7 separate regions of the Homo sapiens genome follow, and all the other regions are linked to region 2. Evidence: chromatin loops called from intact Hi-C (ENCODE). Cell type or tissue: A673. All regions are shown on one strand.

Region 1 (4,000 bases), 410 kb after region 2:
CAGAATAATTCCCTGTCATTATTTTGAAAAGTGTTTATTCATACATACAAGAGAAAGGCTGGCAGTTGTCTTAGTCCATCCCTGGCTGCTGTAAGAAAATACCATACACTAGGTGACTTATAAACAACATACATGTATTTCTCATCGTTTGAGAAGCTGAGAAGTCCCAGATCAAGGTGCCAGCAGATTTGGTGTCTGGTGAGGGCCCTCTTCCTGGTTCACAGACAGCTCTTCTCACTGTGTCTCAGGTGGTAGAAGGGCCAAGACAGCTCTCCGAGGTCTCTTTTATAAGGGCACAAAAGCCAATTGTGCAAGCTCCACCTCACGACCTGATCACCTCCCATATACCATCACCTGGGGGTTAGGATGTCAACATGTGGATTTGGGGGGAGCATAAACATTCAGTCCATTATAGTAGTGTATAAGCCAAAGTGTGAACATTGGCATCTATGATGTAGAGATTTGAGGAATGATTTTTTTCCCTTTATCTGTATTTTTAAAATTTTCTACTTGAGAAACTTTTAAGTTGATTCAAGGAAAAAAAAAATCTATCGTAGGTCAGGCCAGACAGGTTCAGTGAGGATCCTGGTTCCTTGGACCTGTCATACCCGAAATCTATCAACAGGCGCTAACTGCTTGACACAAGCTCCTGAAACAAGCATTTACTCAGACGAACTCCCAGCAATGCCACCCTCCTTCCTGCACATAAACCCCTCTTGGTCCTTGCTCTTCTTGGGGATGATGAACAGGGTATTTCCTTTCTTGGAAAAGTGCTGTGGGTCTGAAGCAAGCTGTGCCGCATTTGGGGCTTTGTAGCACAGTTTTCCTTAAGTATAGGAACCCTCCTAAACTCAGCACTTTGTGATGTAGGGATATTTCTCCCTCATGCCTGCACCATACGTCTCAGCTATAAACTCCCAACTGGAAGACTCAGTCTGAGGTTTGGATAACCACTCCCCACCCATAGGCCAAGATAAATGCCCCACCAGCAAGCTGCAGAGAGATAAGGGAAGTTGCTTGCTGGGTGCTTGTGGCAGGCCTGGCACTTCGAGCCCTGCCAAGAAAAAACAGGGAAGGATGGTAGGACAGGAACACAGCATGAAGTCATTGGCAGGGGGTCCCTGTATATTTCCAAATGACTGCCCATTAGGATTTAACCTAATACACTGTCTCCAAGCCAGCCGCCAGCCTCCAAGACCTCTGCCCTGCACAGGCCCTTATGTTTGGACCAACAGGCAGGGTGTGGTTGTACCTGAAACACACATCGCCTAAGCCTGAATGCCTGGGCCAAGACTAGGGATAGCTTCCAGATGTGGGCTCCACATCTGGGCCAGCCGTCAGGAGACTGCTTATTTGAACAAAGACTGTAAGTACTCAAAGAGCCCCAAGGTCCGGAGAAGGCTGCCAAGACCTGGCGCACAGACGAGTACAGAACAGACCTCAATTTAAGGTTCCAGGAGAGAAAGAAAGCTGTGCTTTGTGGTCCTGGATTGATACCCACGAAGCCAGGTACTCTATTCACACAGGATGGGCAACAGCTCCACCCACAGGGCTGAAATGCGAGGCTTAGCCTCTAGGATAGGCAGAATTCCGGACTGAGGATGGGCTTCTATTTTCAGCAACCTGTCTCTTGACCCTTCCCCGCTTTCCATATCGTCTCCTAATTGATATTCTCTGGAAATATTTTAGAAATACAGAATTTTGCAACTTTACAGTTTGGTGGGCCCTTTTAGCCCGTCATCCCCCACCAGACACCCATTGTTTTACACAGAGCCATGTGACTCGAGAATTTTCCCCACTGGATAAGGAGAAACAAACAAATAGAGCCACTGGCAGTCGTCTTTGGAAGAGGCCAACAAGATTACCGTGACATGGGGGCAGAGTACCCTACACTCCCGGGAAAGGGCAAACGTACTTCTCTGCTGAGTCGCGACAGGCTGGCTAGGCCCCCTGCCCCCCCAAATTCATATATTAAAGTTCTAGCTGGCAGTACCTCATGATGTGACTGCATTTGGAAGTGGAGATTTTAAAGAGTCAATTAAGTTAAAATGAGGTTGTCAGAATGGGCCCTAATCTAATGTGACTATGTCCTTATAAGCAGAAGAGATAGGACACAGATACACACAGAGAGGCGACCACGCGAAGACAGGCAGAAGGCGGCATCTACAAGCTGAGGAGGGGGGCCTCAGAAGAACCCATTCCTGCCAACACCTTGATCTCAGACATCTAGCCTCCAGAACCAGCCTCCAGGAAATACATTTCCATTGCTTAAGCTGCCAGTCTGTAGTAATTTGTTATGACAGGCCGAGCGGACTAACACGAGAGAGATGCTTGGGGTGTGCTGGGGAGGCGGGTGAGCTGCTTGGCTTGTAAAGGCCCTGGGGGCCAGGCTGGTTGGGAGGCCAGCGTGGCCCAGCGAGGAGCCCTGGGATGGATCTGAGCCCAAGGATGTTTGTCATTTTTTTTTTCAGTTTTGTGCTTTCATTAGCCTCAAACTATGAATAAAGTCCTATTAAATGTCACTGCCTGACCTCTGCATTGCTGTGGGACATAAAGGAGAGGGTCCTTGGCTGGGCATGGTGGCTCATGCCTGTAATCCTAGCACTTTGGGAGGCCTAGGCTGGTGAATCACCTGAGATCAGGAGTTCGAGACTAGCCTGGCCAACATGGTGAAACCCAGTCTCTACTAAAAATAAAAAAAATAGCTGGGTGTGGTGGTGGGGGCCTGTAGTCCCAGCTACCTGGGAGGCTGAGGCATGAGAATCAGTTGAACCTTGGAGGCGGAGGTTGCAGTGAGCTGGGATCGAGCCACTGTACTCCAGCCTGGGTGACAGAGTGAGACTCCATCTAAAAAAAAAAAAAAAAAAAAAGAAAAGAAAAAGAAAAAAAAAGTTAAAGAGGAGAAGGTCCTTGCTGAGGATGGAGTAGTCAAGGGAGAACCAGGTCCCTTCCTCTGGGCACAGAGGAGGACAGTTTTGGGACAGGATGGGAACCTTTGAGTACAGACCCAGGACTCAGGGAGGGACCCACCCATCGCAGGGGCAGCATTCCTGGGGTTTTCCAGAACAGCCAGTGGGCAGTTGGAGGAGTAACAGCTTTCTTCAGGGAAGATGGTGCAGGCTTGTTCTATTATAGTTTGGATAACACATAGCACAGGAATTTCACTAGCTATGTTACCTTAGGGAAGTTACTTAAACTCTCTGGTCCTGTTTTTGAGTATAAAATAGGATAATTATCCCTTCATAGAGTTGTTATAAGCATTAAATGAGACGACGTATAGAAAAGATTTAGCACTTTCTCTTATTCACCAAATATTTCTAAGCACCTACTGTGTGCCAGGTACCATTTTGTGCTGGGAGGCTGCAATAGAAAACAAGAGAGAAAATGTCCCTGTCCTCACAACTTATATTGTTAGAGATGGAGAAACGATGAAGGAAATAAAAGTGGAAAGTGGTTCTAGAAGGAAGAGGCGGGCTGCTGGGTCAAAGACTGTTGCAAAGTCAACATAAGGAGAAGACAGATCCATGAGCAAATGCCACATGTCCTCTCCTTCATGGGGTGTGGCTTTGGGTTTGTGTGAGGTGGGACAGATTGCTGAGCCCCTGCATGAACCAGACCCTAGAAAGGCGATGCACCAGGGAGAAGAGGCTGGAAAAATCCTGCTCATTGGCCCAGGGAAATAATGAGCAAGCTGATGTGTGCCCAGGATCCTGAGTGAGGAAAAATAAATCTCCTGTTTAAAAATAAAAGAAGTTTGGCAGTTCCTCGGAAAGTTAAATAAGAATTACCATAAGACCCAGCAATTCCACTACGAGGTGTGCACTCCAATGGCTGGAGGGAGGGACTCAAGCAGATACATGTACACCAGGGTTCGCAGCAGCATTCATAGCAGCTATTTACAAGGGCCCAAAGGTGGAAACAACCCAGATGTCCATCAGCAGCTGAATGGATAAACAAAACATGGTACATATATTTCGTGGAATATTGCCGAATTTTCAAA
Region 2 (4,000 bases):
AAAAAAAAAAAAAAAAAAAGCAAAAGCAGCACCCAGCCTGAGGAGGCTGAAGCCGTAGGAGAGAGAAGGGCAAGGAAACGGGAGAGGTGAGCATTCACGGTGGGGATGGGAAGGGAAGAAGCTCAGTGCCTCCTCCAGAACTAAGAGCCAATACATAATGACTAAAGCCGAAAATCTACAAACAGAAATACATGTGGCTAATTTGGAGAACTGGAAGTAAATTTCAAAATGACCAGTTCAGAGGTAGTGAGACATCTGGGGAGGGGAGAAGTGAAAGGGAAAGGGGCTGATGCTTTTCATAATAAACCCTACAAAACTCGGGTGTCATGGAGTCATGGATAAAACAAAACAAAACAAAAGAGGGAAAACATTAATTGAAACCTTATTTGAAAGCTACATAATTTCCATCATATGGAAATGTCATATTTTTAAGCAATTTCCTACTGTTGAATATTTGTTTCTATTTGTTCCTAATATAAAAAAGGCTGGTTGAATAGATTTATCCATGGATCTTGCTCTGCATCTCTGTCTATCTCCTCTGGGTAGATACCCCTTCCAGGGCAGAAGGTCCAGAAAAGCCATGCCCTTTCACCATAACCCACGGCTCCCTCTCATTAGAACCAACGAAACAGCCTGGAGGACAAAGACCTTCATGAACAATAATACATTTAATTAGTTTCATTATACACTTATTAGTAAAATTATACATGTTGATTACTAGTTTAATTTTATGGATGCATCTAATTTTTAACTAGCCCATCCCACCCAACCTCAGACCCCAAGGGAAAGGGAAAGAAAAGCAAGCCAAAAGTGTGACCAGCAGTCCGAAGGAGTGTCAGTGTTCCTGGGCCCAGGCCAAAGCAGGCCTGTCAGGGATGACTGGACATGTGCTGCTGAGGGTTACAGCCATCCTGAGAGCCCAGTCTTGCCAGAGTTGGGAGCAGAAATGCAGTCCAGCCCAGCAAAGAGACACAGCCCAACCCAGCAAACAGGAACTTGGCCCCCAAAGCCAGAGCTGTGCTCATATTTCACTGCCACAATCTCCATCAATATAACTGCTGATCTGGAAGCTGTGAATGTTTGTAAGCTCTGGATACATAATGTCAATCCACCTTCCAGAGTTCTGGTGCTGCTACTTTGTATAATTGTTGTTGCGCCAAAAATGATACAAACACAATATTGACCTCTAGATTCTTGCAAGCGAATGTATGAATGTATAATGGTCTTCTTCTAGACGGATTTCAGGAAAATGGTAAGGTATTGCCCTGAGCTATGAATTATAAATTGTGAAGCAGGTAAAGTCATATCCCTCACGTCTTGTCTTTGTTTCTGGAGTCGGTCCTGTACTGTCCAGCACAACAACCACCAGCCCCATGGGGCTACTAAACACTTGACATGTGTCTAGTCCACATGGAGATGCGCTGCAAGTGGAAAGTACACACCGGATTTCAAAGATCAGTGCAACAAAAACACTGAAAATGTCTCATTAATTTTTTATATTGATTACATGTTGAAATTACAATATTTTGAATATGTTAGGTTAATAAAAATACATTTGTAAAATTATTTTCACTTGTTTCTTTACACTTGTCTTAATGTGACCACTAGAAAATTTGAAATCATATATGTGGCTCACACTTGTAGCTTGCATTATTTTTCTATTGAACAGCATTGCTCTGTAGAGAAGTAAGCGTTTTTCAATTCAACCCAGAGGGCTGTGGGCCAAGGCTTACTTCACAGTGGGTTTCCTAATCTGTGCCTTTCGGTGTTGCTAGCCCTGAGCCTACTACCTCTGGCAATTTTCAAGGAAGGCTACAAGGAAAGGCAAGCTGCTTACCGTTGAATCCCCCTGTTCCAGCTGCACGGATAGAGAACTGTATTTTCGGGGCATTGCCAGTAGAGGGCATTCTTACCACACTTAAGACCAAAAAACTGGAAAACTAACGAATACAGATTGTCTTTAATACATTCTGGATTGTTAGTTAATTAAGAGATAGATTGACTGAACTAAGAAAATAAAATTAATTCAAGAGTGGGAGAATTTCTTTAAAATTTGCAGATGAAACTGGTATTTGGGGATTGATCCAATGACCAAAAAAAAAAAAAAACCATTAAAAGGAGCAACAGTATTTGAACTGCTTTTATTTTTTTCTAAAACCCTTTGAATCACAATTTTTAAAATAATTTTAATTCCTTTGTCAGACCACTAGACACAGAAGAGTGAAATTCTTAAATTTTCTGAGGTAATTACTTTATTTATAAAGGAGCTTTATCCTGTCATTTGTACAGAATATTTATAACAAAAGGTTGACCTGGAAGTCAATATTTCACGTTGTGTCAGAATGCTCTTCATGGCAGTTACTCATCTGAAGCTAACTGTCTCTAGATACTGCTTCTCCTTGGAACCATTTAGTAATATTTGGATCATGAATTAGCTTCAGTTCATGTTGCCATTGCTCAGGGTTCTTGATTGCTGACTGGTATCCTTGTCAGAAGAGGGAAATTTTGGCTGGCGCTGGTGGCTCATGCCTGTAATCCCAGCACTTTGGGAGGCTGAGGCGGGTGGATCACCTGATGTCAGGAGTTCAAGACCAGCCTGGCCAACTTGGGAAAACCCCGTCTCTACTAAAAATACAAAAATTAGCTGGTCATGGTGGTGCATGCCTGTAGTCCCAGCCACTCAGGAGGCTGAGGCAGGAGAATCAATTAAACCAGGGAGGTGAAGGTTGCAGTGAGCCAAGATCGCACCTCTGCACTCCAGCCTGGGTGACAGAGTAAGATTCTGTCTCAAAAAAAAAAAAAAAAAAAAAAAAAAAGAGGGAAATTTGGGCACAGAGACTCAGACACAGAGGGAGAACATGATGTGATGACGATGGAGGCAGAGATGGAGTGATTTGTCTGTAAGCCAAGGAGAACCAAGGGTTGCCAGCCACCACCGGAAACTAGAATTAGGCCAGGCAGGATCCTTCACTAGAGCCTTCAGAGGGAGCATTGCCCTGATTTTCAGACTTCCAGATTCCAGGACAGTGACAGGATATATTTCTGTTGGTTTTTGTTTGGTTGGTTTTATTTTTAAGACAGGGTCTTGCTCTGTCACCCAGACTGGAGTGCAGTGATGCAATCATGGCTCACTGCAGCCTCAAACCCCTAGGCTCAAGCTATCCCCCCTTCTCAGCCTTCCAAGTAGCTAGGACTACAGGCATATACCATGCCAGACAAGTTTATTTTCTTTTTTTAAAATCTACTTTTTGTAGAGACAGAGTTTCACCATGCTGTGGAGGCTGGGGGTCTCAAACTCCCAGGCTCAAGCAATCCTCCTGCCTTCACCTCCCAAAGTGCTGGAATTGCAGGCATGAACCACCATGCCCCAGGCTCCATTTCTGTTGTTTGAAGCCATTCTGTTGGTGTTACATTGTTACAGCAGCAATCCAGACACAATTTTCTGTTTTCAGAGCTAAAACATTTGATAAGATTTCTTTAAAATTATTTTTTAAATTTCTTTCAATCCATCACAGAAATATTTCAGAAAAAAAAGAGCTAGGAAACCTATTTGTTTAGATTTATTCACATAAGTATGCGCATTAATTTGAAAATAAATGCTTATATAAAATTATATAAGATTGGTCAGGGGCTGTGGCTCAGGCATATAATCCTAGCACCTTAGGAGGCCAAGGTGGAAGGATTGCTGGAGGCCAGGAGTCCAAGACCAGCTTGGGCAACATGGTGAGACTCTCATCGCTACAAAAAAATAAATAATTAGCCAGGCATCATGGCACATGCCTGTGGTCCCAGCTACCTGAAAGGCTGAGGTGAGATTGCTGGAGCCCAGGAATTTGAGGCTGCAGTGAGCTATGATGGCAGTGCTGCACTCCAGCGTGGGTTACTGAGCGAGATCCTGTCTCTTTAAAAAAAAAAATTACATAAGATTAATAAATTACAGAGATAGGCCAGGCGCAGTGGCTCACGCCTGTAATCCCAACACTTTGGGAGGCCGAGGCGG
Region 3 (4,000 bases), 320 kb after region 2:
TATCCGTAAAGATAAAAAACAAGAATAGACTCACTGGTGAACACTAGTTCCCTCTAGCATTATGTAGTTTTTATTTATGGTTATGTGTCTTTCTGGGGATGGAGGAGAGAGGGAATAAACTAGTCCCATCTCTTTTAAGAGATTTATTTCCAATAAAATTTAAATTTTATACTTAATAATTATTTGTCAAAACTGTAATATATTTGTGCATTTTTATGAGTTGGGTAATAGTAATTGTATACTCAACTCAGGAACACAAAAAACCTTATGGCCACAAAAATTTACAGATTTGCCATAGATGATCCTGAGGTAAATCAATTTTAAGAAATTGTAAGTTGTAAATTTAGTTGTAAGAAATATTATATTAGGATAAAATGAGAGGCAGAATTATGAATTTGAGGAGAAGAAAAAGAAATGTAAAATGTCCAAGTGTCAAAAAGTAACTCCTATATTTTTCATGTAGGGTATTGAGTATCATGCCAGTATGGTATTTCGATTCCAATGGATATCGTTTGAAAATGATGTAACAAATTTATTTTTAAAATGTGAATTCTTAAAATAACTTGTCAGACAAACTTGTTATTAGCCTGTGTCAGAATTCTATTTCAGACTGGCCTCAAGAGAAGAGGCTCCCAGCAAGCCAGCCAATTCAGTGATTCTTTTTTGGAAGAGACACAAACAGAAAAAAGAAATGGCACCACAACAGAAGAACAGCTCGAGACTGGTTGGCGTGGTTTAGAGAGCTGAGTGGAGACCCTGACTTCTCAGCAGTTCTTAATCCCATTAAAGTCTATCCGGAAATTACCCAAGCATTTTATCAGGAATCATAATTACTTCATGGAAGGGGTTACAAATGACATCATACAAAAAAGTTCTGCCACAGACAGTTTGGGAACAATTTTCTTTCTTATGCTATTAAAGAGTGCATTGGAAATTATATCCTTAGCAACTATTGACATTTAAATTTTAAAAATGAACCGTCATACATGGGCAAGCGTGGTATATGTCTTTCAAACTGCTGACAAGGGGGCCTTCTGTCAAGTTGGGGTGGCACATCGGCTGATTCATCAGAAGACCCCTTCCCGGAAGGCCCCTCCAGGCACTCCTCTGGACTTTATTGGAAACTGAAAAGCAGATACTACCCAGCGGAGTATTTTATTTAAATTAATCTTTCTGTCAGCACCAAGGAAACAAGTAATTGGATAAAAATAATAGTTGTAATAATTACTCAATCTGGGAACAAAAAGTAAAGCCTTAAGGTCACTAAAATGCATTTAAATGCATAAGCTTAATCTTGGCTGTAGAAAAGTATGAAAAGCTAATCAATTTTAAATGTTAACATTAAGGAATCTCATCTGGGAAAAAATGGGGGTGAAAATGTGAATTTGAGGAGAGAAAGTGCCAAATTTCCAAGTGTTAAAAAAGAACTTGTTTCTGTATGTTTTATGTAGATAGTTTTCAATTATCAAACCATTGTGGTACTTAGCTTCCATTGTATACATTTTTAAAGTGATATAAAACAAATCTGGTTGTGATTCCTATCAACATAGGCATGAGCCACTGCGCTCAGCCCTCTTTGTTTTTGTGCTGGTTCCTTTGTGAAAGTTCTGCTGTTGAAGTGCTCCAGGACTCTACCCTCAAAACCCTCTACAATCCCACATTTACTGGAAGAATGTGGAGAAGGCAATGGATTTAGTCACCCTTTTTTGGTGTCCCACCACACACTGCCACCAAGTGGAGGACGGCATCTCAGGTCCCTGGCAACCTCATACTAAGAACGGAGGATTTGCCAGACAGGACCATTTCTGGGCCAATTTGGCCATTCAGCAATTCTTTTTGGAAGAGATACATACACAAAAAACTATTCAACTGTATGCAAATGTATACAAACTGTAAATGTATACAATGGGAATCTAAGTCCCTCAATGATTTAACACTCAAACACCATCTACATGGAAAACACAGAAACAAGTTTTCTTGTAACAGAAATTTGACATTGTTTCTTTTACTCCCCAAATTTACATTTTTTACCCCTCTCCCCCTATTTAATTTTGGGTGCTATTTTTTAATGTTTAAAGTTGATTAGCTTCTCTACTTTGCTACATATGTCTCTCTGGTTACTAACACCACTCTCAAGGGACCTTCCTTAGCAAAGCATGGGCCATCTGCCCTGGTGAGTTCAAACATGACTGCTGGGATTTTTGCCCAAACAACTGAGTGGATAGTGGTGTCATTTATTGAATTAGAAAAGGATTGAGAAAGTGAGGTGAGTGAGGATCAGATCTAGTGGAGGAGAATCAAGAGAAAACTCTTGTCAGTTGATAACTCCATCCTGTATCTCTCCTGAGTGCCAGACTCATGTCTAAGTCTCCTCTTGAATAGATAGTAGGGGTCTCAATCTCGATACAGAACTTCAATCAGTCATCAGCATATGGATAGTATATAGACATGGATTTGTGTGACATTTCCTGGGGAAGGAGACAGTAGGTGAGGGTAGGGTCCTAGAGCACTTCCAACAGCAGAACTTTCACAAAGGAACCAGCACAAAAAGAGGGCTGGGTGTGTTGGCTCATGCCTGTAACCCCAGCACTTTGGGGGGCCAAGGAGGGAGGATCAATTGAGCTCAGGAGTTTGAGACCAGTCTGGGAAACATAGTTAGACCATATCTCTACAAAAATAAATAAATAAATAAAAATTTTAAAAGAGAAGGATGTCTAAGGAAGTAGGAAGCCTTCTATTATGATTATTGTGTCATCATCTTACTTGAATCTCACAGGAATTTCATGAAGTAGATGTGATTATCCCCATTGTCCAGATGTAGAAAATGAGGCTAAGAGAGGTACATTAGTTAAGGTAGGCTAAATTAGGCTGCAATAACAAATAAACCTCCAAATATAAGTACCTCGACAAAGAGATGTACGCTCATGCCATAATCTAATGTAGGTTGGGAAACTCTTCCTGAGAACCTCTTATCCAGGAAGTGACTGAGGAACCCAACCTCTTTCTATTTTGTGATGCCATCATCTTCAACAGGAGGTTCACAAACACCTGAAGCTGTCAAAACAGCAAATGCAAAGACAGTAAAATATGTCTCAATGGGTTTTGCTCCTTCACGCTGAATGTCCCAGCCATTTACAAGCCTTCATTATCCTAGTTGCCCCCATTTGAATGCACTTAATTTTTCGACATCCCTTTAGAAGATGACACCAAATGAATATCATTCCCTGGTCAGCAACTGTCCTGTCCCAAGTGCTTTGGGGCTACTCCCTTCCTAGCCTGGAAGCCACATCTTAGTGACAGGGATCAGAGCCACATTCATGTTTTACCCAGTGTTCTGTATTGTTGTCTGTTACATTGAGATTGACATTAACCCCAGCTCTTTTTTTTTTTTCATGAACCACTAGGATGCCTGTGAAAATTTACACAATTGATTTCTTTTAGCACAAACTCAAGTCTTGACACCTCTGTAAAATTTCATTTTCTTGGTCTCTGCCCTCCATGCCAAGCCATGTGAACATTCTGAGTCTCAATTCTTACCTGTGTCTCATTATCTAGCCCTCCAAATTTGTGTCGTCTACAGATCTGATAAGACAGTCTTCTACACCTTTGTCTAAGTCTTTGATAAAATTACAAAACAGGTCAAGGCCAAAAATAGAGCCCTGTGCTGTTCTCCAAATAGCTCTCCATCAAACACAGACTATAATTTCTTCTTTTTATCTTTTTGCACTTCATAATTTGCTGAATAAAGGCAAAAGAAAGAGCCAAGTCTTCTTCTTTCTCTATATCATCTGTAAATATCTGTGCCTGTTTGTATTCTTTTTGTTGCAAACATATGCAAAAATTCCTTTTTGTTATTTTGCATTAAAAAATGGTAGCTCATTGCCCACCTTACCATACTTGTCATTAGTTTTTTCTGTCTGTCTGTCTGTATCCTGAATCACAGCTATCTCAGCCCACATCCACAATGAAAGCCATAGCCCCAAAGCAATCAGGCCCTGTT
Region 4 (4,000 bases), 67 kb before region 2:
TCAACATAACATTTCATTTTTAACATAGAGGAAAATCTGCCCTTGAAGCTTTTTGTTTTGTTTTTTCCTATGAATCATCAATTTCTTGATGCAAAGCAACCAACACTAAACAGGCTAAAGGGACTTTAGGTCTCTTTCATTTTTTATTTGTAAAAATGTATGGGCACACATGAAATTTTGTTCCATGTCATGTGTAAAATGTGTAGTGATCAAGTCAGGGTATGTGGCTGTCCATCACCCAAGTACAATACATTTTTGTTAAGTACAGTCACCCTACTCTGAAATCAAACATTGACTCTATTCCTTCGATCTCACTATATGTTTGTACCCTTTAAGCCACTTTTCTTCATCTTCCCCTCCTCCCCCAGCTCACCCCTCCCAGTCTCTGATCTCTATCTTTCCACACTCTACCTCCATGTGATCAAATATCGTAGCTCTCACATATAAGTGAGAACATTTAATATTTGTCTTTTTATGTGGGTTATTTCACCTAAGATGATTAATCTGTCTTATTTTACTTCAGATAATGACCTTCAGTTCCATCCATGTTTCTGCAAATGACATGATTTAATTCTTTTTTATGGCCAAATACAAGTAAGTTTTGTAATATAATCAAATCATAGTGATTAAAAAGTATGGACTGTGGAGTCAGAGAGCTGGGGTTTAAGTCCTAACCATATAACTCAGTAGCCATCTGTGCTCAGCAAGCTTTTTTGTGTCGCATGTCTGAACTTTAGCACCTTTCACCTCAAATGGTGCCCCATAGGGTTGCTGTGGAAGCTGAATTATAACATATGTCATGTCTAGCAAAGTGTCTGGCTCATAATAATTTCTCCAAGAATGGCAGTGGTGATGGTAGGAGTCATAGTTGGAAAAAGTAATCACTCATAATTATTATACAATCATAATGAAAGATAGAGAGGCACTGGGAAAACCACTAAAATATATATATACATTTTATATATATATAAAATGTATATATATATAATATATATATGTGTGTGTGTAACAATCAGGAATGCACACATATTTCACCAAAAAACATGTACTAGAATATTCACAATGGTACTATTTGTAATAGCCCAAACCTGGAAATACCCACATGTCCATCAAGAGTAGAATGAATAAATTGTGATATATTCATAACATATCAATCACAAAGATTTTAGAAATCTTAAACAGATAGTGGCTCACGCTTGTAATCCCAGCACTTTGGGAGGCCAAGGCGGGCAGATCACCTGAAGTCAGGATTTCAAGACCAGCCTAGCCAACATGGTGAAACCCCGTCTCTACTAAAAATACAAAAAATTAGCCAGGTGGGGTGGCAGATGCCTGTAGTCCCAGCTACTCAGGAGGCTGAGGCATGAGAATCACTTGAACCTGGGAGGGAGGGAAGTTGTAGTGAGCCAAGATTGCACCACTGCACTCCAGCCTGGGCAACAGAGAGAGAGACTGCCTCAAAAAATAATAATAATAATAATAATTACAGATGATTAAGTATAGAGGTGTCCATAGTAATATTATCTATAACAGAAAAACCAGAAACTAGCTGAATATTCATCAGTAAGGAAATAACTAAATATATGTTTTCATAGTCATAATGTTCACAAATCCAAGCCCTGCTATTTACCCATTTGGAGGCATTATCCAATTCTTCTAAGCCCATATTTCCTCATAAAATAGATAGGCATGGCCCTTAACTTCAGGGTCACTGTGAGAATAAGCAAAGGCAGTAATTGGGCCCCTTACTGGTGGACTGTCTCTGACTCTAGGGATGTTTTAGTTGACAAGGAAAGGACTGCCAGGATATGACAAATATTTGGAACTCCTCCTAAATAGAGAAGGTCTGGAAGAGAGGAATTCTTTCAGGTTCATTCAGTGACCCCTGTCAGGGATCGCTGTCAGTTGGAAGAGGGCATGGAGCAGAGAGGTTAGGAAGTCCAGCTCTGGAGTCTGTCTTCATGAGTTCAAATATAGCCACCAACATGCATTAGCTCTGTGACCTTGAGTAGGTTGTCTATCCATTCTCTGTCTCAGCGTCCTCATTTATAAGATGGGATCATGGTTTCCTCCTGAAAGGTCTGTGGAGAGGACAAAATGAGATAATATACCTGTGACCAGTTTGCTAGTGAGCTGGGCTGGGCAGGGTGCTTGCAGAATGCACTGAATTCTTCCTTTCCAAACCGACCCTCTTTCATCTTCCTCCTCATCCTAGACAAAACCCCCCAGACTATCCACTAGATGACAGTACCCCAGCTGTGACAATGAAAATGTCCCCTAGGGGGCAGAATTTCCCCTGGTTGAAAAATCACTGAATTAAGACTGTCCCAGATAAGATGACCAAAATTTTCAGTGTTTTCCAAATTGCAGGAGACACTTTAAGCTCCCTGCATTCTTGGTTTAAAGAGGCACAAATCTCTCCCTTCCTCTAAAAACTCACTAATGTTTTTCACAGTCATCTCACATTTTGTATTTCATAGCCTGGATAAGAGGGATGATGAACCAAGCGGGCAAAATCTGGCTTTGACCACCCCCAGCAATCCCACACAAATAATCTTTTAAGGATGTGGGGGCATTTGTCAGCTTTTGTACTCATCATTTGTTGAAAGAGGAGACACGTTTAGTTCAAGCACACAATAGGGACAGAAAAGAGGCTATGTTGAATATTAGGTTCAGGGACACCATAACTAATTTAAAACAAATGTGCATGGCATTGAGAAAAACACTCTTCATAAGAAGAAACAATGTTTTAAGCACATACAGTGTCCTAATATAATGACTTTTGAGGGTGGGTTTAGAGTGAAAAGGGCTGGGAAGATCTCTATGTCCCAAGGTGTCTGATTCCATTATAGATGTTTATGCAGTTGAGAGTCATTCTAGCACTGCCCTGGTCTTTTACTCCCTAGGATGAAAGGAGTGTGGGAGAAAGAAGTCAGAGCTGAGGGCTAGGAAGAAAGGAAAACAAGGGAAAAGAGGAAGTAATTATTCTTATTTCTTTTTAGTCTGCCTCAATCTTCAAAAGAGCATTTTACCTACAGGGATGCTTTGGGGTTTTTTGGGGTTTGTTCTTTTTGTTTTGTTTTGTTTTTGTTGTTTTTATGTTTTGAGTTTTTGTTTTGTTTTTTTTTTTTGAGACGGAGTTTTGCTCTGTCGCCAGGCTAGAGTGCAGTGGCCTGATCTTGGCTCACTGCAACCTCCGCCTCCCAGGTTCAAGCGATTCTCCTGCCTCAGCCTCCTGAGTAGCTGGGTCTACAGGTGGGCGCCACCACGCCCAGCTAATTTTTGTATTTTTAGTAGAGACGGGGTTTCACTATGTTGGCCAGGATGGTCTCAATCTCTTGACCTTGTGATCTGCCTGCTTCAGGGATGCTTTTGTAAACGCACGGCTTGGTTCTATTTCAAAATAGTCTAACTTAATAGGAAAAAAAAAACAAGACATGTAGTTCAATAATATTTTATTGTCAATAGCATAGGAAAAATTCAATATTGAATCTCAGAACAAGAAGAACCTATTTACAATGCAGGTCAAGGAAGAGATGGGAGAAGGAATGTCACAAAATTTTTGGTAAATACATATTTTTTATAGAGAAGTAATCCATGAACCTGCAACACGGATAGCTTATCCAACCAACTTTACAAATTACTATTAATATAAGTTACATGCTTGCCATCTAAAGTAACTAAACCCATAGACTGAAAAACTATGTGTCAAGGTAACGTGAGCACTTTAATCACTTTACTTATATTTTCTAAAGGCAGTAGTTTCCTCTCCTTTTCCCGCTATCATATTAGATGAAGAGACAAGTTCCTTCAACACAAATTCTGATATCGGCTATTGTGAGAATCCCTGTGCAAGTCAGCTAGAAGCCCCTGCCACCAGTCTAGTGCCAACCAAATGACCAGATGGGACAGCTATCAAAAATGAAAGTGAATTTATATTAAGATCTGAACTTCCTCTTGGGGTCTTGCATTTCAGCTACTAGAGGTCTATAATTCCTTA
Region 5 (4,000 bases), 420 kb after region 2:
ACTTTAAGCATATTATATTATACTCTTTCAATTGAGCATTTTATTATCTGAAAGCTACCATGTTTGGGATGAATGCTTACTTTCACTCATGATGGAATATATACTTTAGTGTTTCATAATTTTTTATTATAAAATTCTCTTTCAGAGATGGTCTTGTTTTATTCTGTTTTGTCTTCTGTGGGAATTCTGTGCAGCTTGGATCTTAGACATGTCCCTTCATAGTGGTTTCAATTTTGCTTTTGCCAGGTGTCTTGGAGATAGTTAAGGCAATTAAAAAGTCACCACTTCTGTGCTGCCACAGGTCACTTTCCATCAGCTGAGTCTTGGAACCTTTCCTCACTACTTGCATGGCACCTTGCACACATCTCCATGGCACCTCACATCACACTCTGTTCTGAAGCTTATATGTCCCTTTCCTCTATTATTCTGAGAGCTCCTTAATATTCCTCAGGTCTATCACAGAGCTCATAAACATTTGTTGCATGAATGAACTTGGAGAAGCCAGCCCTCAGAGCCTCAGCTTCTTTGAATGGGATGTTATATTTCATCCTTACCTCATAAGATTGTCGGGATATCATAGACTCTTAGGGTCAAAAGGTGCTGTAATTCAATCCATAGGAGGGTCACATTAAATGCTTAATTCCCTGCATAAGATAATTAACTAAAAAGCCCTCACAAGCTGTGAAGGGCCAGCAGAGGTAACTGACTGTGCTTCTCCACTGCACCTGGCAGTGGTTCACTATAACATTACTGTCTGTCTTTGTGCTCTGTGAGTCGGGAATAGTTCCAATGGAAAAGATCCATCATGCAGCAACAATTTCAAACTTTTCTGAGACCAGAACAAAGCTGCACCTGAAGCTGATTCCCTTGGGCATACTTTGGGTTTAGGATCCTTCAAAATCAAATGGCAGTGACCAAGAAAGCAGCTGTGTCCACTTTAAATGTCCACTATCTGTTCCTCACTTTCCGAACTTGACCAAACACTCTTTGAGGAGAGTGACCACAATATATATGTATTTGTATATTCCTATGGTCAAGCAGGAAGCACAGTACTAAACAGTAAGTTTGAATTCTGTCTGACCCATTGAATTTCTTTCTTTCTTTCTTTCTTTTTTTGTTTTTTTTGAGATGGATCCTCACTCTGTCACCCAGGCTGGTCGGCAATGGCACAATCTTGGTTCACTGCAACCTCCACCTCCTGGGTTCAAGCGATTCTCGTGCCTCAGCCTCCCAAGTAACTGGGATTACAGGCGCCCACCACATCCGGCTATTTTTTGTATTTTCAGTAGAGACCGGGTTTCAACATGTTGGCCAGGCTGGTCTTGAACTCCTGACCTCAAGCGATCTGCCCGCGTCGGCCTCCCAAAGTGCTGGGATTACAGGTGTGAGCCACTGTGCCCAGCCTGAATTTCAAGTTAAAGCTAGAGTTGCATTTGATGCTCAACACTCTAAATAAAAAATATATGCTACCTCACAAAACTAGAAATTCTTGATAATAGTAAAGCCATTTTTGGTTTGGGCTATACTTTTTTTTTTTTTTTAACTCAAGCTTTCCTTTGGTGGGAAAAAAAAGGATGGGGTTTGCTATGGGTTTCAGCGGCTCCAAATAGCTGTCTTCCCCTGCCCCCTAGTGGCTTCATGACAAACTGTGAGAACCTTCGCGTCGTTTCTTCTCAATTTTCTTCATTACTCCTATTCTTACTGTTTTTATTATTGCTTGTGAAAAAGACTTTCTTAAAATTATGCAACCTAAAAATTCCCCTTGCTTAACATGAAATAAATCTTCTGTACTTTTTCCAGAAAATATGCGTGCAGGGCCAGGCGCAGTGGCTCACACCTGTAATCCCAGCACTTTGGGAGGCCAAGTCGGGGGATCACTTGAGGTCAGGAGTTTGAGACCAGCCTGGCCAACAAGGTGAAACCCCGTCTCTACTGAAAATACAAAAAGTAGCCGGGCGTGGTGGCATGTGCCTGTAATCCCAGCTACTCGGGAGGCTGAGGCAGGAGAATCGCTGGAACCCGGGAGGCGGAGGTTGCAGTGAGCCAAGATCACGCCACTGTACTCCAGCCTGGGCAACAGAGCAAGACTCCATCTCAAAAAAAGAAAAAAAAAAAAAGAGAGCGAGAAAAAGAAAAAGGATATATGTGTACAGTCAGAGGCACCGTCCTAGACATAGAGAACACAGGAGTTTAGAAGCAATTCCCTCTCATTCCTCATCGGTGGCCATCGTAGACGTTTCCCTTCATAGAGGCCACCACCCTGGGAGGTCTTGCTCCATGGCCCCAGCTGACCCAACATGAAACGTCCACACCTTTCCCAGGCGCATTCTACTACCAGCACCTCCCAAATTAGACCTGAGCCAGCCTTCACATCATTCCCAGCCCCAGCCTCCTGTCCCGGCCAAGAACAGCCCCTTTCTTCCATGTGCCTTGGCTCCTGGGTCCCACCTCCTGCCTGTGCTCTCTGCATAAACACCATTGGTTTGGAATAACCCACTAGAATTGGATCCTAGACATGAACCCAGCGTTTGTTCACAGTGTGTGACCACCGCTAACACCAACCCCAGTGATTTTTGGTGAAGCACAGACCAGGCAAACCCTGTCTTTATCTGGGCCACTTAACATACTTCACAAAATTCAGTAAGCAGATAAATTAACAGAGATTACAGTCATTATGAGATTTAAACTTGTGTCCTCGAAGATCAGGTAGAGCCGCCCCATGAACCAAGTTGCTAAGAATTCATAATATATGATCTATTGAGTTTCTCTGCACCAGCAAGCTTAACTAGAAAATGAGTTTTTTAAATGACACCTTTACAACTGCATCAAGAAAACATCAAATACAAATACCTGGGAATAAATCTAACAAAATATGTCTAAGACCCCTACCCTGAAAATACAAAACATCATTGAAAGAAATTAAAGATCTAAGTAAACAGAGGAATTTGCAACGTTCATGGAATGAAAGCCTCAAAAGTATAAAAATGTCAATTATTCCAAAATATATTTATAGATTTAAAGTAATTCCCATCAAAATGCCAGATTTTTTTAAATTGGCAAGCTGATTCTAAAAATTCATGGGGAAATTTTTTAAAAATTACTTAAAGAAGAACGCTAAAGGAGTTACATTATCAGATATCAAAGCTTATTACATAATTCCATGTCTGGGTATATACCCCACAACATTGAAAGCAAGGACTTAAACAGATACTTGTACACCCATGTTCACACCAGCATTATTTGCAATAGCAAAAGGTGGAAGCAACCCCAGTGTCTGTAGACAAAATGTGGTGTACACATGCAGTGAAATATTATCCAGCCTTAGAAGGGAAAAAATTCTGACACCTGCTACCACACGGATGAATCTTGACGACATTATGGTAATTGAACTATGCCAGTCACTAAAGGACAAATGTCATATGATTCTCCTTATATGAGGTACCTAGACTAGTCAAGCTTATCAAGACAGAAAGTAGGATGGTGATTGCCAGAGGCTTAGGGGAGAGATAATGGAGAGTGTTTGTTTAACGGATACAGAGTTTCAGTTTGGAAAGATAAAAAGAGTTCTAGAGATGGAGGGTGGTGATGGTTGCCCAATGATGCAAATACACTTACTGACATTGAACTGTATGCATAAAAATGGTTACAATGGTTAATTTTGTTATATGCATTCTACCACAATTTTTTTTAAAAAGGACTTGTTATAAAACTACAGCAATTAAGACAGTGTAATAAAGGCATAAGAACAAATAAACCAATGGAACAACATAGAAAGTCTAGACACAGGCTTACACACAAGGTCATCTAATTGATGACAGTAGTGACAATGCAGTAGAATGAGGAAAACCTGGCCATTTAAAAAAATGATGTTGGGTCAATTGGTTAACCTTATGCAGACAAAATATGTCTTAACACCTAATGCACACCACACACAGAAATCAATTCTGTGTTGTAGATCTAAATGGAAAAGATCAAATACTAAGCCACCTAGAAGAAAACA
Region 6 (4,000 bases), 62 kb after region 2:
GTATTTTAGGAAAGTGTATTTGAAATTTTTAAAAATATTTCTAATGTCTTGTTTTTTTTCTTCAGGTATTCCTATTCTACATATGTCGACTCACATCCTTTGTCTGTTTTCTTATCTTTTTTTCTGTCTTTTAAATTCTTTGTTTTCATTTCATTTTGTTTGCTTTACTCATTATTTCCTTTCTGTTCCTTACTGTGTTTTTCACTCTATTCTCCTCCTGCGTTCACTTTCATTTTCATATCTGTGATGATTTTTACTTTTACTTCTTTCCTGATTTCTGCCAGTGTAACTTTTATCTCCTCTTGTTGTTTCATCATTCTTCCCTGAGTCCTTGCATTTGTAGTCTTCCTTCATAAAATAACTGCTTCACCAAATGTTTTAAATCATGGTGAAATATTTAAGTATCCAAATAAAAGATTTTTTGTTTTGTTTTGTTTTTTCCCTGAGTGTAAATCTATTGAGGAGTCTTTCTGCTCTTCACCGCTCTTTCCCCTCTTTTTTTTTTTTTCTCTCATAATACCTCTGTATCAGGATTGTGCCAGTTCCTTTCAAAAGAAATTACTTACCTTTCAAGTCGAGCACGGTGGCTCACACCTGTAATCCCAGCACTTTAGAAGGCCAAGGCAGGCAGATCACCTGAGGTCAGGAGTTCGAGACCAGCCTGGCCAACATGGTGCAACCTCATCTCTACTAAAAACACAAAAATTACCCAGGCATGGTGGCAGGTGCCTGTAATCCCAGCTATTCAGGAGGCTGAGGCAGGAGAATCACTTGAACCCAGGAGGCAGAGGTTGCAGCGAGCCAAGATTGTGCCATTGCACTCCAGACTGGGTGACAAGAGCAAAACTCTGTCTCAAAAAAAAAGAAGAAGAAGAAAAAAAAGAAACTATGTATCTTTCAGGCCGGGCACAATGGCTCACGCCTGTAATCCTAGCACTTTGGGAAACTGAGGCAGGCAGATCCGCTGAGGTCAGGAGTTCAAGACCAGCCTGGCCAACATATGAAACCCATCTCTACTAAAAATACAAAAATTAGCCAGGCATGGGGGCACATGCTTGTAATCCCAGCTACTCGGGAGGCTGAGGCAGGAGAGTCGCTTGAACCCAGGAGGCGGAGGTTACAGTGAGCTGAGATCATGCCACACCCTAGCCTGGGTGACAGATAGAGACTCCATCTCAAAAAAAAGTGTTTTTAATTTAATTTTCTATATTTTGTTCATTTTTAAGAATGTAAGAAGAGTAAGAATGCCAATATTGCTATTCTAAGGTAATCCAAAATATCTTTTTAATGGTTTCAACAAGATACAAAAAATATTTAAAAAAAATTATCAGATAAGATTAGAAATTAGCTTAATGGTTCTTATTGTTTATTTCCTGCTTTCAACTTTTTCATGTCAACCAAAAGAGTCAAATTCTAAAACATTTGAAGAGATTTATACTGAGCCAAATATGAGTGAACAATGGCCCATGACACAGCCCCGGGAGATCCTGAGAACATATGCCCATGGTGGTTGGGCTGCAGCTTGGTTTATACATCTTAGGGAGACATGAGACATCAATCAATACGTGTAAGATGTACATTGGTTTGGTCCAGAAAGGTGGAACAACTGGAAACTGGGAGGTCATAGGCAGATTCCAAGATTTTCTGATAGGCAATTGGTTGAAAGAGTTATTATCTAAAGACCTGGAATGAACAGAAGGAAGGAAGGAAGGAAGGGGGGAAGGAGGAAGGAAGGAAGGAAGGAAGGAAGGAAGGAAGGAAGGAAGGAAGGAAGGAAGGAAGGAAGGAAGGGAGTTATTTAGATTTCTGCTTTGTCATAACCCATGCATTTATTTAACTCCAAGTTTCCTGAGGACCAAATCATCAGTCAATTTAACAATAAATTATTGGACACCTACTTAGGTGTCCAGAATTCAGCAAGGCACTGTGGAAGAATCTTCTGAGTCAAAGAGTTATAAGTCATGTGATTACTTTATAATACAATGTGATAAATGTTATAATTAAAATGTGGAAAATGTGGATTAGAGAAAAAATACTCTTCTTAGGTTGCTTGGGAAAACCTCACTGAGCCACTGACACATTTGAAATCAATCTTGATAAATAAACCAGCTCACAAGGCAGAAGGTAGAGTGAGGAACTTTTAGAAAAAAAGACATTGCTGATGAACTGCATCAGGTTGACCAATACAGGAAAATTTGGGTATAATGCCATAGAGACCAAAAAAATTCTTTCTGTAAGACACAGTATCACCAGGATGATAAAAATATCAAGAAGAACCTGCATTGTCAGCTGGGTTCTGAGGGGCTGAGAGCCAGTCACCCAATATAGTGCTTCTGAGTTTGTATTTTGCAGGGTTTTCATGGATGGCGAGTAGGTTGTGGCCAGAATTTAGGTTATATGCATTCTGTGTTTTTGGTATGTGTGAATCTGAATAGGCAAGAAGAACTTGTATTAGTTTCGTAATACTGTTGTAACAAATTACCACAAAGTTAGTGGCTTAAACCAATGCAGATGCATTATCTTACAGTTCTGTCAGTAAGAAGTCCAGTACAGGTCTCACTGGGCTAAAATCAGGACGTCAGCCAGAGATAGTGTTGCAAGCCTGTAGTCCCAGCTACTCAGGAAACTGAGGTGGGAGGATTGCTTGAGACCAGGAGTTTGAGGCTGCAGTGAGCTGTAATCACACCACTGCATTCCAGCCTGGGTTATGATTGCATCACTGTACTCCAGCCTAGGGAGAATTAGTTTCCTTGGTCATTCAGGTTGTGAGCAGAATTCAATTCCTTGTGGTTGTAGGACTGAGGTCCCATGTTCTTGCTGGCTGTCAGCTGAGAGGTGTTCCCACTTTCTCGAGGCCACCTACACTCCTTGGCTTGTGGCCCCCTCCTCCACTTTCAAAGCAGCAATGGTGGGTTGAGTCCTAGTTGTGCTTAAGATCTCTCCTGCCTCTTCTTGCATTGCTGCATCTCACCCACCCACTCTCCTGCTGTCCTCTTTCACTTTAATTTTCTCTGTTTTTATTAAACTTGTTACTTTAAGATAATTGTAGATGCACATGTAGTTGTAAGGAACAAAACAGAGATCCCCTGTACCCACTTTCCCCCAGTGGTAACATCCTGCAAAATTATACCACTATATCACAACCAGGATATTGACATAGATATAGTCAAGATACAGAACATTCTTATTATCACATGCTCCCATTTTTATAGCCACATCTACTTCCCTCCTGTTCCACTTCCTCCTTAACCCCTAGAAATGATGTTAGTTTTTGATTTTTTGTTTTGTTTTGTTTGAGATGGAGTTTCACTTTTGTTGCCCAGGCTGGAGTGCAATGGCACAATCTTGGCTCACTACAACCTCTGCCTCCTGGGTTCAAGCAAGTCTCCTGCCTCAGCCTCCCAAGTAGCTGGGATCACAGGCATGCACCACCACTCCCAGCTAATTTTGTATTTTTAGTAGAGACAGGGTTTCACCATGGTCAGGCTGGTCTCGAACTCCTGACCTCAGGTGATCCATCCACCTCGGCCTCCCAAAGTGCTGGAATTACAGGTGTGAGCCACCGTGCCCGGCCAATGATGTTAGTTTTTTAAAAAAAAAATTTAAATTTTTTGAGATAATCTTGCTCTGTCACCCAGGCTGGAGTGCAGTGGTGCAATCTCAGCTCACTGTAACTTCTACCTCCCATTCCCCTGCCCACCCCCAAGCAATTATCCCACCTCCAGCCTTCCAAGTAGCTAGGACTACAAATGCAGGACACCATGCCTGGCTAAGTTTTTGTACCTTTGGTAGAAGCAGGGTTTCACCACGTTGCCCAGGTTGGTCTTGAACTCCTGAGCTCAAGTGATCTGTTCGCCTCAGCCTCCCAAAGTGTTGGGATTACAGGTGTGAGCCACCACTCCAGCCTGTTATTTATTTATGATATTGCCATTTCAAGAATGTTAGATAAATGGAATCACATAGCATGTACTGTGGGATTGACTTTTTGTCAACTTTTTGG
Region 7 (4,000 bases), 850 kb after region 2:
CCTGTAAGGGACAGACGGTAAATATTTTAGGCTTCGAGGGCCATAGCGTCTCCATCCCAGTTATTCCACTTTGCTGGGATAAGACAAAGCACCCACAGACAACACATAGAGAAGCAAGACGACCGTGTGCTAATGCACTTTATTTGTAGACACTGAAGTTTGAATTTCATGTATTTTTCACGTGTCACTAAACATTCTTTTTCCTTTTTCAACCATTTAAAGATGTAAAAACCATTCTTAGCTTGTCGGTGGTGGGTTGATGCCCCTTGGTTTATGCTGCCAACCCAAGAGCTACGCCTAATTCATATCCTTCAGCACTAAGTCATACAGCTTTATTTTTTTTGACTAAAAGGCCCCTGAAAATGAAAACTTTACACATGCAAGCAGAGAGGAGTCCGAGACTTTCTGACGGGGCAGGAGGGGCAGAAACTGCTCCCTAAGGCCAGGGACAGCCAGACCCGTGCTGATGCTGCCCCCTAGTGACTGGCCAGCCTAACGTCCATCTCCCACCCACGGCCACGCTGTGACGGGTTGGGGGTGTGTTCCCCAACACACGAAATAAGAACTTCAAATCAGTTCAATCAGAAAGCGTAAAGAACTGTAAACCCAATAAATCATTTAAAGTGAAAAAGTAGGCTTCAATTCACAGAATTTTAGAACTGAAAGGAACTTTTGAGATGACTCAGTTCCATTTTTACACCAATTTACCAACGATTCACGTAGCTTTCAGGTAAAAAAAAAAAAAAAAGGCAAGTTCCAGAAAGGGCTGGTGGCCCATGAGTGTTCGCAGAAGAGCCTGCCCGGGAGTCCCGCCTGCTGAATGCCAGTGCAGGGCTGCCTACACCTCACACCGACATACCCACGAAAGACAGAGGTGGCGTGGGGCAGCAACCTTGTTGTCACACTGCCTGGGCTCACCGTCACCCAATCATTCTGTGCCCTTGGATATCGACTTCTTAGCCTTTGTGCCTCAATTTCCCTAACTGTAAAACAGGGCAGAGTTCCTCCCTCACAGGGCTGTGGGACTGAAATGAGCTGATGCTGTCTGGCCCATACTGGGCATTCAAGTGTCCCCTGCATGACAAACTTCTTGAGAGTCCACTATGTGTCAGACATTGAGTGCTTTATGTCTGTGTGCCAGGTTTAATCGTGCAACTACTCTACAACGCGAGTGTCATCATCCCCACTATGTAAATCAGACCGAGAAAGGTCACATGGACTGTGGTGGGTGCCTTCTCTTGTACAACTGATTTTGTGAAGGCGTGGAAGGCACAATTAAGTTACCATGTAACAAATATGACGTGACTCCAATAGGCTAGCAGGAATAAGCACTCAGTAACTGCCAGGCAGCCTGGTGGCATTCTTCACCTTCAGCAGGGCTTGTTGTTGGGGGTGACTGTTCTTGTTTCTGCATGAAGGTTACTTTGTCACCATCCATCTTTGCCTTTGGAGTGTCTTGGGGGCAGCAGGGGTACCTGGGACAATCTATATGTGACTGTCAGAGCTTTAAAAACATCAGCAGTCACCTCTCCTTTCTCCTTGCCCCACTGCTTCAGTAGATTTAATGGAATACTCCGTGCGCAAAACTTGTGTGAAGCACAACTCAGCGTGCGAGTGGAGATATCTGTACACATTTAAAATCTGCATTGATGCCACTTGAATTTATCTGACAGGTAAATGCTTTTGAAAGCCTAGTTCTAAAAGTCCTGGATATTTCTCTGGAAACATTTCACCCTCCCGCGTCCTCAAATCCTTCGAGAGCCACAAGGAAGAGGCCTCGCTATGGGATAGGATGTGGCGTGTGTTCCAGGCGTGCCCACAACCTGGTCCAGCCCTCCTCAGTCCAGAGGCCACACGGCCATTCCACCTGTGGGTTCCTATCACCTTACACAGTTCCATAAAGCCACTGCCCTGGGCTCTGCCAGAAGCACTGGTGGGGGCAGGAAGTGGTGCCAGGAAGTGAGCACCAACTTCAAGCAGAGGCCTGAGCATCACCATGGGCCTGTCTGCAGCACTTCGTCTCACTGAACCCAAAATTTCTCTCCTAGAAAACGAGGGGAAACATTCCCACCCCACTTCACAGCTGTGATGACCAAATGCACGCAGGAAAAGCACAGAGGAAACCTTTAAAGTGTTCACACACACATTTCAACGGCTGAATGAGGGGTTTGCTCAAGCTGCTTTTATGGCCAGCTGCCTGCACTCTTTAAGGTTTTGGGCACAGGCTTCCAACCCCAAATGTTCCCTCTCTTACGTTTAATGTTCTCTAAATTAGGTCAGTAGGAAATAACATCTGCTTGCTCGCACTGTCCTCGTCCCCCACCAGGTGGCATTGCGTTCCAATGAGCAATCTCTTCTGGTGAGAGGCTGGTGGAGGCCTTTTTCACAGCGGCTCAAATTGGAACTGCAAGAGGAAAAAGAAAAACAATGAAGAACCACCCAACCCCCCACCTCACCACAACTCCCACCGCCAAATTTCAGAGAGCAAAACCGGATCATGGGATTGAGAGCTTCTGGTGACCAAGGCCCGCATTCTCTGCAGGCGGAGGTGACTGCGTGAAGGGTCTCCGGTCCCCACACGTGTGATGTGCCCCCATTACAGAACAGACAAGAGGAAGCCCCAAACCACCCCCAATTCCAAAGCTTCCACAATTGATAAACATTTGCATACACACACAGAACTCAGGTGATGTGTACCCATGTTCCAATTCAGGGGGCTTACATTTTTCAACAGAGGACAGCGTTTAGGAATTAGGGAAATTTTGCATGGACAAGCACAACAGCTGTATCTGTAAGCAGCGGTAACATCAAATATGATGTTATTCTGACCCTAGGAATCCAACCTGAGCAAGCCAATACGTTAATGAGCATCCAGGGAAAGACAAGGTTGTCCGCCCTGGCCTGTCCTCTCTCTGCACAGGGTCATCTGAAGGGGCGAGGGCACTCCAGTTAAAACATTCCCTCCACCCCGAGCTGACACCTGCCTCTCAGCCCTGGGACCCCAGAGCCCCTCATCCTTTAACAGCTGGTCTCCTCCCCTAAAGAGAAGAAGATGTAGAGATGTCGTGACTACGTTTCCAGGCAGGGACCCCATTTCTTCATATCTCACACCTCGAAACTCACTGCTCTGGAAATCAATGAGCCCTCCCTCTTGGTGGGGTGGGGTTGGGTGGAGGGGGGGGTCAGTATTTTTTTATTCTTTTAAGATTATGGGAGTGTCATGGGGTGGAACTATTGTCACAGCTTGCCTCCATATGGTTTCACTGCCTTAACCTTAGAATGCTTTTGCAATCAGTATGGAGAAGTGAAAAAGATGTCTTCCAAGCTCAAATGGATGGTGCTGTTAAGTACTAGGTGCTGTTAAGAAAACAGGTATTTTACACCGTGCTTTCTCATCTCTTTGGAACCTTTTCAGAAAAATTTGATTCTTAGTGCTTACATAAAAAATTAAATGTAGATTTGCCTTGCCATAAACTTTTACTTTGGTACTGAATAATCATGACCGTTATGACTCGGCATGTCTGTACAGTCCATACATACCATTAACTGGCAAGCTTTCCAACTAGGTTTAATCTGCGAGGGTAAGGAATAGCTTCTATATCGTTCATCAGTGCATAGAGCAAAATTAACTAATCTTAGTCTAATGAAGAGCTATGTTTGCTAGGTTCCTCACCATCCAAAGAATCACTGCCATCACTCCTACCCAAACCTGTTCTCGTCCACATCTTCCCTTTTATTAAAAAAAAAAGACACGGTCTCACTCTGTCACCTAGGCTGGAGTGCAGTGGCATGATCTGGGCTCACTGAAGCCTCTGCCTGCTGGGCTCAAGCGATCTTCCTGCCTCAGCCTCCTGAGTAGCTGGGACTACAGGCATAGACCACCAGGACCAGCTAATTTTTGTATTTTTTGTAGAGATGGGGTTTCGTCATGTTGCCCAGGCTGGTCTTGAATTCTTGGGCTCAAGTGATCTGCCCAAGGCCTTGGCCTCCCAAAGTGTTG

What was found. Hi-C counts contacts between places; a loop is a spot of excess contacts. Peaks named below come from ENCODE experiments on the same cell type or tissue, not always from the same donor. Only the 100,000 strongest peaks of a DNase experiment are listed, where the experiment ranks them.
Region 1: it touches region 2 in a loop (7-fold over the local background); 96 of 110 quality-filtered maps call a loop at or near these places.
Region 3: a loop joins it to region 2, with 6 times the contacts of the local background. A loop is called at or near these places in 27 of 110 quality-filtered maps.
Region 4: it touches region 2 in a loop (2.0-fold over the local background); 4 of 110 quality-filtered maps call a loop at or near these places.
Region 5: it touches region 2 in a loop (6-fold over the local background); 97 of 110 quality-filtered maps call a loop at or near these places.
Region 6: it touches region 2 in a loop (6-fold over the local background); 74 of 110 quality-filtered maps call a loop at or near these places.
Region 7: it touches region 2 in a loop (4-fold over the local background); 3 of 110 quality-filtered maps call a loop at or near these places.

Annotation. Positions count from the first base shown.
Region 1 is chr18:63,022,887-63,026,886 of GRCh38, reverse strand. No RefSeq gene overlaps it. Among named protein-coding and RNA genes, the nearest start is that of BCL2, 290 kb to the left of the region's middle. In A673, a CTCF peak has its summit at 1,544; a DNase peak (open chromatin) is centred at 1,536.
Region 2 is chr18:63,437,331-63,441,330 of GRCh38, reverse strand. No RefSeq gene overlaps it. Among named protein-coding and RNA genes, the nearest start is that of VPS4B, 17 kb to the right of the region's middle. In A673, a CTCF peak has its summit at 1,891 (motif pointing right); a DNase peak (open chromatin) is centred at 1,880; H3K27ac peaks cover 3,088 bases.
Region 3 is chr18:63,117,519-63,121,518 of GRCh38, reverse strand. No RefSeq gene overlaps it. Among named protein-coding and RNA genes, the nearest start is that of BCL2, 200 kb to the left of the region's middle. In A673, a CTCF peak has its summit at 1,749 (motif pointing left); DNase peaks (open chromatin) are centred at 778 and 1,668; H3K4me3 peaks cover 894 bases; H3K27ac peaks cover 1,409 bases.
Region 4 is chr18:63,504,524-63,508,523 of GRCh38, reverse strand. It overlaps SERPINB5 (serpin family B member 5), which reads right to left. Exons shown (of 7, transcript NM_002639.5): 7 at 3,439-4,000. Among named protein-coding and RNA genes, the nearest start is that of SERPINB5, 30 kb to the right of the region's middle. In A673, a CTCF peak has its summit at 2,277 (motif pointing right); a DNase peak (open chromatin) is centred at 2,283; H3K27ac peaks cover 587 bases.
Region 5 is chr18:63,014,071-63,018,070 of GRCh38, reverse strand. No RefSeq gene overlaps it. Among named protein-coding and RNA genes, the nearest start is that of PHLPP1, 300 kb to the right of the region's middle. In A673, a CTCF peak has its summit at 1,639 (motif pointing left); a DNase peak (open chromatin) is centred at 1,610.
Region 6 is chr18:63,375,328-63,379,327 of GRCh38, reverse strand. All of the region lies in intron 1 of KDSR-DT (KDSR divergent transcript), which reads right to left. Among named protein-coding and RNA genes, the nearest start is that of KDSR-DT, 10 kb to the right of the region's middle. In A673, no CTCF peak of the experiment used is centred here; DNase peaks (open chromatin) are centred at 1,577, 1,897 and 2,577; H3K27ac peaks cover 3,922 bases.
Region 7 is chr18:62,582,850-62,586,849 of GRCh38, reverse strand. It overlaps a transcript of ZCCHC2 not described here. Among named protein-coding and RNA genes, the nearest start is that of ZCCHC2, 62 kb to the right of the region's middle. RefSeq lists enhancers at 380-674, 546-725, 2,591-2,650. In A673, CTCF peaks have their summits at 481 (motif pointing left) and 2,334 (motif pointing right); DNase peaks (open chromatin) are centred at 469 and 2,349.